2 separate regions of the Mus musculus genome follow, and region 2 is linked to region 1. Evidence: chromatin loops called from intact Hi-C (ENCODE). Cell type or tissue: gastrocnemius. All regions are shown on one strand. Each heading gives the region's core, and the rest is flanking DNA. Links, peaks and the distances in the headings are about the cores only.

What was found. Peaks named below come from ENCODE experiments on the same cell type or tissue, not always from the same donor. Only the 100,000 strongest peaks of a DNase experiment are listed, where the experiment ranks them.
Region 2: a loop joins it to region 1, with 2.6 times the contacts of the local background. A loop is called at or near these places in 20 of 42 quality-filtered maps.

Annotation. Positions count from the first base shown.
Region 1 is chr8:72,170,438-72,174,520 of GRCm38, reverse strand. It overlaps Rab8a (RAB8A, member RAS oncogene family), which reads right to left. Exons shown (of 8, transcript NM_023126.2): 3 at 3,221-3,281. Among named protein-coding and RNA genes, the nearest start is that of Rab8a, 11 kb to the right of the region's middle. In gastrocnemius, for the core only: no CTCF peak of the experiment used is centred there; no DNase peak of the experiment used is centred there.
Region 2 is chr8:72,219,253-72,223,335 of GRCm38, reverse strand. Fam32a (family with sequence similarity 32, member A) reads right to left here and starts at 3,591. Exons shown (of 4, transcript NM_026455.5): 1 at 3,476-3,591; 2 at 3,254-3,395; 3 at 1,355-1,408; 4 at 1-1,154. The coding sequence starts at 3,549. The coding sequence ends at 1,086. In gastrocnemius, for the core only: a CTCF peak has its summit at 2,396 (motif pointing left); no DNase peak of the experiment used is centred there; H3K4me3 peaks cover 1,290 bases; H3K27ac peaks cover 767 bases.

The sequences.
Region 1 (4,083 bases), core at 757-3,256:
TGGGGAGAGAGTGGGACATGGACTTTGAGGGTCTACAGGACAGGCAGTGTACCCATCAGGACTGGATGTGGCCACTGTTGGAGATGACCACTGTCTTGGCCAGCCAGTTAGCTGTCATCTTCTCTACCTACATAGTGACCTTTCTGACTCCCAAGCTAGACCTTGAAACACTTTGTAATGAGCCTTGCTGGCTCCCTATGCCAGCACAAATGTGTGCCTGGACCCTCAAAGACCCCCAGACTCAACCAGTGCCTCTTCAGGATACCTGGCATCCTATCTACTATGTGCTAGGCTTACAGCAGGTTGGGCTATGTACTCAGGCCCTGCCCTTGGAAGGGTCGGGACCCTACCATGTCTGACCTCATGTGCCTTCCAGTGACTCAGAGCTGAGATCTGCTTTCTGAAGAGACCAGGATAAGTGGTCTCTTCAGATCCCTAATGAATATGAGGGGATACCTAACAGAGTCCACAGATCCAAAAGACGCAGAAAGTGGCCTCAGCCCAGCTTAACTCTACTGACTCACTGCTACTATAGAGGAGAAACTGAGGCATAGGAAGATAGATCTTTTTGTTAAGATGGAAATCCATGAGACCTGAGTGCTGGCTCATGCTTGAAATAATACTCAGAGGCTGAGGCAAGAGGACTCTTGCAAGTTGAGATCAGCCTATGCTATATGTAGATCCCCCCTTCTCCCCCCCCCCCCACACACACATACACACAAGCCTCAGAGGACAGAGGACACTGAATCAGAGAGCAATCACCCTCTGATAGTCTGGTACAGCCCTGGATTTCCTTATGTAGCTTCAGGAGTGTGTGTGTGTGTATAGGTCAAAAGAGAATTTGCAGGAGTCTAGGCCTGGGTTTCCTATGAGGCGCCTACAATGGCTTAGTTGGTAACACTATCAGGAGGCCCACATAGGATGAAGCACCGTGTGTTTCCAGGCTGTAGCTGGCTGGAGCCTAGGCCTTGCTTGCCCCTCTCCCTCAGGCATCCACTACAGGGGAGAGTCTTTTGTAGAATGCAGCAGCCCATCTCTAAGGCTGCCCACATTTGCCGTGGAAGAGGAAGGACCAGCCGGGGCATAGGTCAATGGCAGGCCCGAGTCAGGGCCTGGGTTCCATTCCCAGTCCTGAAACCAGAACCAAATAAAAACAAAGTGACATGGGCTTTTTGTGTGAGCTGTAACTAGCCCGCGCAAGCTATAACTAATAATTCACTAACTAATTTTAGCACCCAGGAGGCTGATGCAGAGGCTCACTACAAGTCTGAGGTTCAGAGATGATGCCAAGAGAAAAATCAGCCTGGGTATGACAGTGTTTGCCTTTAATAGCAATACCCAGGAAAAGGGAGGGTCAGGCAGGTTTCTGAGTTCAAAATCAAGCTGGTCTACATAGTGAGTTCCAGGTCAGCTAGGGCTACACAGTGACACCCTATCTCAAAACAACAAAACAAAAAAGTGTATGTAGCTCAGTTGGCAGAGCATTTGCCTAGAATGCATGAAGCCCCAGGTTCCATCATTGGCTCCTTGTAACCCAGGCATGGTTTACATGTATGTAAGGTGGCACAGACCTGTCATCTCAGCATACAGGAGGCTGAGGCAGAAGGATCAGAAGTTCCAGGCCAGCTTAAGCTACACAGTGAGAACATGTTTCATCAAAACAACACTGAAGTAGATTCCCACCGTCTTGGTGCTGGTTCGGGCACAGCCAGTGAATCCGTGTGTGAACTCAGGCTGGACTGCCAAGTCTCAGGATCCTGTCCACACCTGTCCGCACCTGATCAGGGCATGGCCATGATCCAACGAGAACCAGGCTAAAACTGAGGGTGCTACCAGTCATGGGGGGGAGGTGGGGAGAGGCTCAGGGAGACTATCTGAGTCTAGAGAGGTCCAAATAGCTCTCTCCAGAGGACAGAGGTACCCCTGACCCCAGTCCCCAGGAAGGGCAAAAAAAAAAAAAATTAACCTTAGCATAGAAGATGCTATGGTTGCAGACCATAGGACTGAGTCTCCAATGTTGGCTGCCCTTCCTGGGATGCTCTAAATACTTAGTCTAATGTCACTATTCATGCCTGTTGATCCCAGTCCTCATTAAGTTCTCAGGCCTCCACGAGGACTGAGACTCACACTGTGCTCACAGTATGGATAGCATGCTGGCAAGAACTGGGAGCCTGTGGCCCTAAATGGCTGGTTGAGCTACAGAAGGCACAGGTGAAAGAATGGGACTCTGGGACAGATATCCATTTGTTTCCCCAGGAATGTGGGGACATTTCTGAGAGGAGGTAGGTTGGAAGGTGGCCCAGGATTCTGGGTAGGACTGAAGTGGCTCCTCCTGCTTTCTTTGTTCCTTCACGCATTGTTTTGCATAGTCTCACACAAGCAGCACCTGGTCAGGGTGGGAACCTGTTCTTTCCTGTCTCCCCCTCTACCCTTCCCCATCTCCACAGGGAAAATATGTGGGGGTGAGTTTGCTAGTGCAGGTCCAGGTGGAAGATGGAACAATGATAACCCCAAGTAAGTCCAAACTTCAAGTTGTTCTAGTAAATTCCAGAGTATTAATGGTCTCTGTGGAGGCTAGCCGAGGCTTGCCTTCGCCTGAAGGATGGTTCCCTGGTGCTTCTCTCATCCCTACACTGGGTCTGAGGTCCAGAGGTTATTATATACGAGGAGATAATGTTTCAGAGAGCCAGTCAGGGCACACTGACCTCTTTAAAGCAAGTTCGGGTCCTGAGTTACCTAAAGAGTTGGAACACAGGCTCTGCAAGACACAAAGGTTGGCCAGGTATGGTGGCACACACCTGTGATATCCTAGCCTGGGGAAGCTAAGACAGGAAAATTGTGAGTTTCCAGCCAGCTTGGACTACAAAGTGAGTTCTGGGCTAGCCTGGTCTTACTGGCAAGTTCCAAGCCAGTGAGAATCACTCAAGGAATAATGTTGGAGGGTGACCTGACCTCTGGTTTCCACAGTCATGTACACACATGCACACACAAATACACACAACAACATTTTAAAAACATATAAAACAAACTGTGTGCACTTGGTAAGGTAAGACAGAAGGATTTTGAGTCCCAGGCCAGCTTTGGCTATATTGTGAATTCTAGGCCAGCCTGGGCTATATCTTGGGACTGTTTTAATAAGATGAGACAATAACAACAGAAGCCGATCACTCAGGCCTTACTACTACTACTTGTTTCTACTTCAACAATAAAAAGTCAGTACCATGGCACCCCTGTAGTAGGCTGTCGTGATTGTTCGAAACCGCTCCTGGCCGGCCGTGTCCCTAGAAGCAAAGATGAATGGTATTAGTGACACCCTTGGCCTGCTGGATTTCTCCCTTGAGTCCCTCCTGCTCAACAAAGAGTCACCTCTGTTCCTGTGATTACACAGAAGGGCATATGGAATGATAGACCAAAGCCCTTCCGAGCCCCCTGGTCGAATGTCCCAGTGGCCTGTGCCCCCTCTACCCTTCCACGTATTAGCTCCAAGGTATGTCCTGGGGTCCCTGCAGCCAATGCTGAGGGTAGGCCGTAGTCTTGACTGTCAGAAAGAGCAGGGTGAGCTCAGGGGCTGCTGCTCCAAAGTGCATTCTGTCATTACCTGCATGAAGGAGGTTGTGTCCAGGGAGGGGGCATCTGAGTTAATGCCACCTGCATATATGGGGTGTGTGGTTTACAAACAGGTGTTTTACTGAGCTACATACTCATCTGTCATCCTGGCACTAGAAAGGCCTAAGCAGGAGGACTGTAAGTTCCAGGCCAGCCTGGGATTCACAGCAGGACACTGTCAGAGAGTAAGAAAGGGACAGGGTGTACCTGGTGGTAGTGTTTGCCTAGTACATACAAGGTCATAGTTCCATCCCTAGGTCTGGAAGAAAGTGACTTACTGAGCCCCTGGCTCTTCCTGAAGGCCCTGGCTGTCTGGATTCCACAGAAAGGCCCAGTGCTGACTCCGAGCTCTACATCTTGCCTGCAATGTTTTCTGTTATTTTTATTGTTCGTGAGTGCCAAAGCACAGGCTGGAGACTTGCAGAAGTCGGTCTTCTCCTTCTAGGTCTAGGTCTTGGGATTGAACTCAGGGTCAAC
Region 2 (4,083 bases), core at 1,080-3,579, 48 kb before region 1:
AAATGTATGCAAATCTGTGACAGTCACTGCAACACCTCATTACATATTACAAAAATCATTGTGTTCCCTATTCCCCAAATCTGGAAAAATCCCCAAATCCACAAAGATTCTAAACACTTGAGACAAGGTATGCACACACCATCTCCCTCAGGTGTGAACACAGTCCACCTGACTGTGACACAGCTCAGTGGGTAAAATCACTTGCAGCCAAGTCTCACAAGCTGAGTTGGAGTGCATTCTTCATTCTTCAGGGACGAGAATGGAAAGGTGTCCCTGTGATGGACAGCCAGGACAGACAACATTCACACTCCATAACTGGTATTCACTTTATTCCAGACATGTCAGCTCCACGGATTTGTCATTCTTTCAGTATCTATGGCAAAAGGAGCTGCATCTCTCAACAGCGTGTGCAGAAACTCTTCAAGTGGTCCCCTTAGTCCCTCAGATGCCACAGCTCTGCAGCATCTGCACCACTACACCATGTCTGCTGGCACTCTGCCTGGGCCACGTCTAGCATTTGGTCTCCTTAGACCAGGAATGCCAACCCGGCTTATGCCACATGCCACATACTTAAAAACTCAGGTGCCATCACTGAGAACGGAGATTAGCAACATCTGCCATGGCAGTCTACAGGGTGGACTGTGGGACAGGCTATGTGCTGCAGACCTGTGTCCTGTGTCCCACTCTTGCTTCAGGTGGTGTTGCAGATGCAATCTGATGTCCAGGTGGCCCAAAATAGAGCAGCACTGTGGGAACTTCTGTGGTGGTCCACGTGAGCTTTCTGTCCTGGCATTGTGGTGTAAGTGAAGACAGATGCCGCAATGGGGGTGGGAGGGGGGCCATCCTTCCAAGGCCTTCACCCAGAAATGACCTCAGCATATCAATCTACAATGTTGCTGTCCAAACAGGAAAGGGAACTACCCCAAAACCAAAACCCAGTGAAAGGACACCCTGACTTTAATCAAGTCTCAGAAAACCTGGTCTCAGCAGATTCACCAGCCAGGTGTAAAACATTCTAGAAAACACGGAGGGACAAGACAAAACACTGTCAACCTGGCCTTCTGCCTTTTTGCACCAGGGGCAGGTTACTTGGTCCAGCTGACTTTGGGAATGTCATAGTGCTCAGTGAGTGTATCCAGGTGTCGGTTGAAGTCCTGTAGAAGATAGACCACATCAGTGTGAACCAGATGGCAATATCGCCGCCTGCACCCAGACCATCTCACATACTCCACCACAGGTCTCACAGCACCCAAAACAAGCCATGCCTGAGGGTGGGCTCCAACAGTCCAAGCTGCACTGTCTGGGCTCTGGCTACCCCCCCATGGCTCAGTCTGCTGACAGGTGCAGGGCTCACCTCCACTCTCTGTTTGTGGGTTTTTGATGCCTTCTTCAGGATTCTTTCCATTTGCTGGAGAGAGAAGAGACCAGGGTGAGTCCCCATGACTGACACAGCCCAGGCTGGAGCTGCACAGATGGGGGTAGGGAGCCATAGCTCATTGATGCCCAAAGCAGCTGCTATATTTGGGAGGGACCCTGCTTAGTCTCCCTACAACCCCAGTATTCCTCATGGGCAGATCCTGCCAAAAGCTGGAAACTGGCTTTGAGAGGCCTGGAGCCACGTCCCACACAAGCAGACTCCTCTCTGGAGTAAGAGACTCCAGGTAGGAAGGGCAGAACCCGAGTGCATGCTCAGTGCTCCAGCTCGCATTTCTGTTGCTATGACAACATACCCGCCTATCTGGCTGGCTATTTCACCTTACAGTCCATAAAGAGGGAAAGTGAAGGCAGAGACTGAAGGGCCACAACTCAGTCAAGAACAGAGATAAATGGAAGTGAGCATGCTTCACACTCAGTTTTCCTTTGCTGTTACATGGTTCAAAACCCAAACACTGGGGGCTAAAGATCTTGAGTTCAGCTCAGAGCCAGCACTAAATGGTGGCTCACAATTTTCTGTAATGACACCCTTCCACACCTACTACACCCTATGGGAATGTCACAGTGGTCAGTGAGTGTGTACAGGTGTCCGTTGAAGTCCTGTAGAAGACAGGCTATACCAGTGAACCAGGTTGGCAGTACCCCCATCTCTACCCAGCCTATCTCACATACCCCACTACAGGTCTCATAGTACCCCAAAGGAGCCTGAGGAGGCACCATGCCTGAGCGTGTGCTCCAACAGTCCAAGCTGCATTGCCTTCGGCTCCCCCTCTGGCAGCACAGCACAAGAAGACAACACACTCATACACATAAATAAAAATTTCCAACGGTCTTCCACCCAGGGCTGGAGAGATGGCTCAGAGGTTAAGAGCACTGACTGCTCTCTTAGAGGTCCTGAGTTCAAGTCCCAGCCCACATGGTGGCTCACAACCATCTATAATGAGGCCTGGTGCCCTCTTCTGGTTTGCAGGCATATATGCAGGCAGAACACTGCATACATAATAAATAAAGTCTTCCACTCAGGACCAGAGCTACCAACGACAGCAGGAAGGGGTGGCAGACCCTAGGGGACTCTAGTTTGTATCAAGTTGTCCAATTAGGGTGCCCAGAAGGGCCACAAGACCGTAGCCAGCCAGCCCATGTCGTTATTCAATTGCAGAGGCAAAAAAACAAAACAAAACACTCCACTGAAGTACAGGCTATACCAGACCAGAGAACACAATTGGCTGGGAGACAGCAAGGTGACCCACACATCCCAGAAACTCTGTGGGAGTTCCAATACATAATTGATGCCCTTTGTTAGATGGAGAAGGTGCCTTCCTGGGTTTTCTCAACAGGGATATCACATTGTAACACTGCATCCTAGAAGTTCAAGTCTACAGAGATAGTGCCAGGACAACCAAGGCTACATAAAGAAACCTGTCTCAAAGCAAACTAAACAAACAAACAAACACCCAAAATAACTAGTATGGCCTTGTGGGCCATGCTAGCCTCTCCAGGAACTAAAAAGCTGAGGCAGTAGTTCAGGGCCAACTGCAGCCTACATAGAGAGTTACAGAAGAGCCTGGGTTCCATCCACACACACACACAACCTTCAAATAACAAAAGTACATTTGAAGCTAGGAAAGCGAGTTGTCATGGAAACAGACTTTGTGGTAACTTAAGAACAATGAACTTGGCTAGCATTAAGAGCTGATGACATCTGTCTTCCCAGTTCACAAGAAGACCACTTTAGGCAGGGCTACCAGGCTACCAGGAGTTGGGAGAAGGCCTGGGCTACACGGGCAGTTGGAGCCGGCCTGTTCTGCCCCTGCCTCACCCGCTTCTCCTGCATCTTTTCGAAGGCTGCCTGCGCCGGCGTGCGCTTGTCCAGGCAGCGCCTTTTCTCCTCCTCGCTCTTCTTGCTCGTCCCCATGGCCTCCAGCATCTTGGCCTTGTCTTTGTCTTTCTTCTTCTTCTTCCTGAGAGAGAGGGGGACGGTAAGAGGGGCCGGAGCTGGGGGTCGGCCCTCAGGGACAGACCGCGGGCTCCCGGGCCTCACCGCTTTGTCACGCCGAGCTCTGCCACGCCTTTCAGCTTCAGGGGGCCCTTCTGGACTTGCTCGTAGGCCTCCATAGCGCTCGCAAGCCGTGCCCCGGGAACTCCGCCACACTTCCTGTTTGCATACAGTACTTCCGGCCGAAACCCTCCTCGCTTCCTTCTGATTGGTCAGCTAGGACGCACGCGTCCTCAGGGTTCAGAGTAAGTGCACACTTCCGGTCTCGGGTAGTCTTGGCAACTGTCCAACAACATAGCTCGCCTAAAGACACACTTCGTATTTGGGCGTCCATTTCTGACTTTATGGGCATCCACTTTTGCTTTGTGGCATTATTTACTTAATTACTTTTTTTCCAATTTAGAAAATTACAATTACCCAGAACTCCAGAGACAGAGACAGGAGGATCTCTGGATCTCTGGATTCAGCGTGTTTTATGTAGTGACTTCAGGTCAGCCAGAACTAAAGACTGTGTCTCGAAATAAGTAATAAGAAAGAATAAATCTGGGGCTGGTGAGATGGCTCAGTGGGTAAGAGCACCCGACTGCTCTTCCGAAGGTCCAGAGTTCAAATCCCAGCAACCACATGGTGGCTCACAACCATCCGTAACAAGA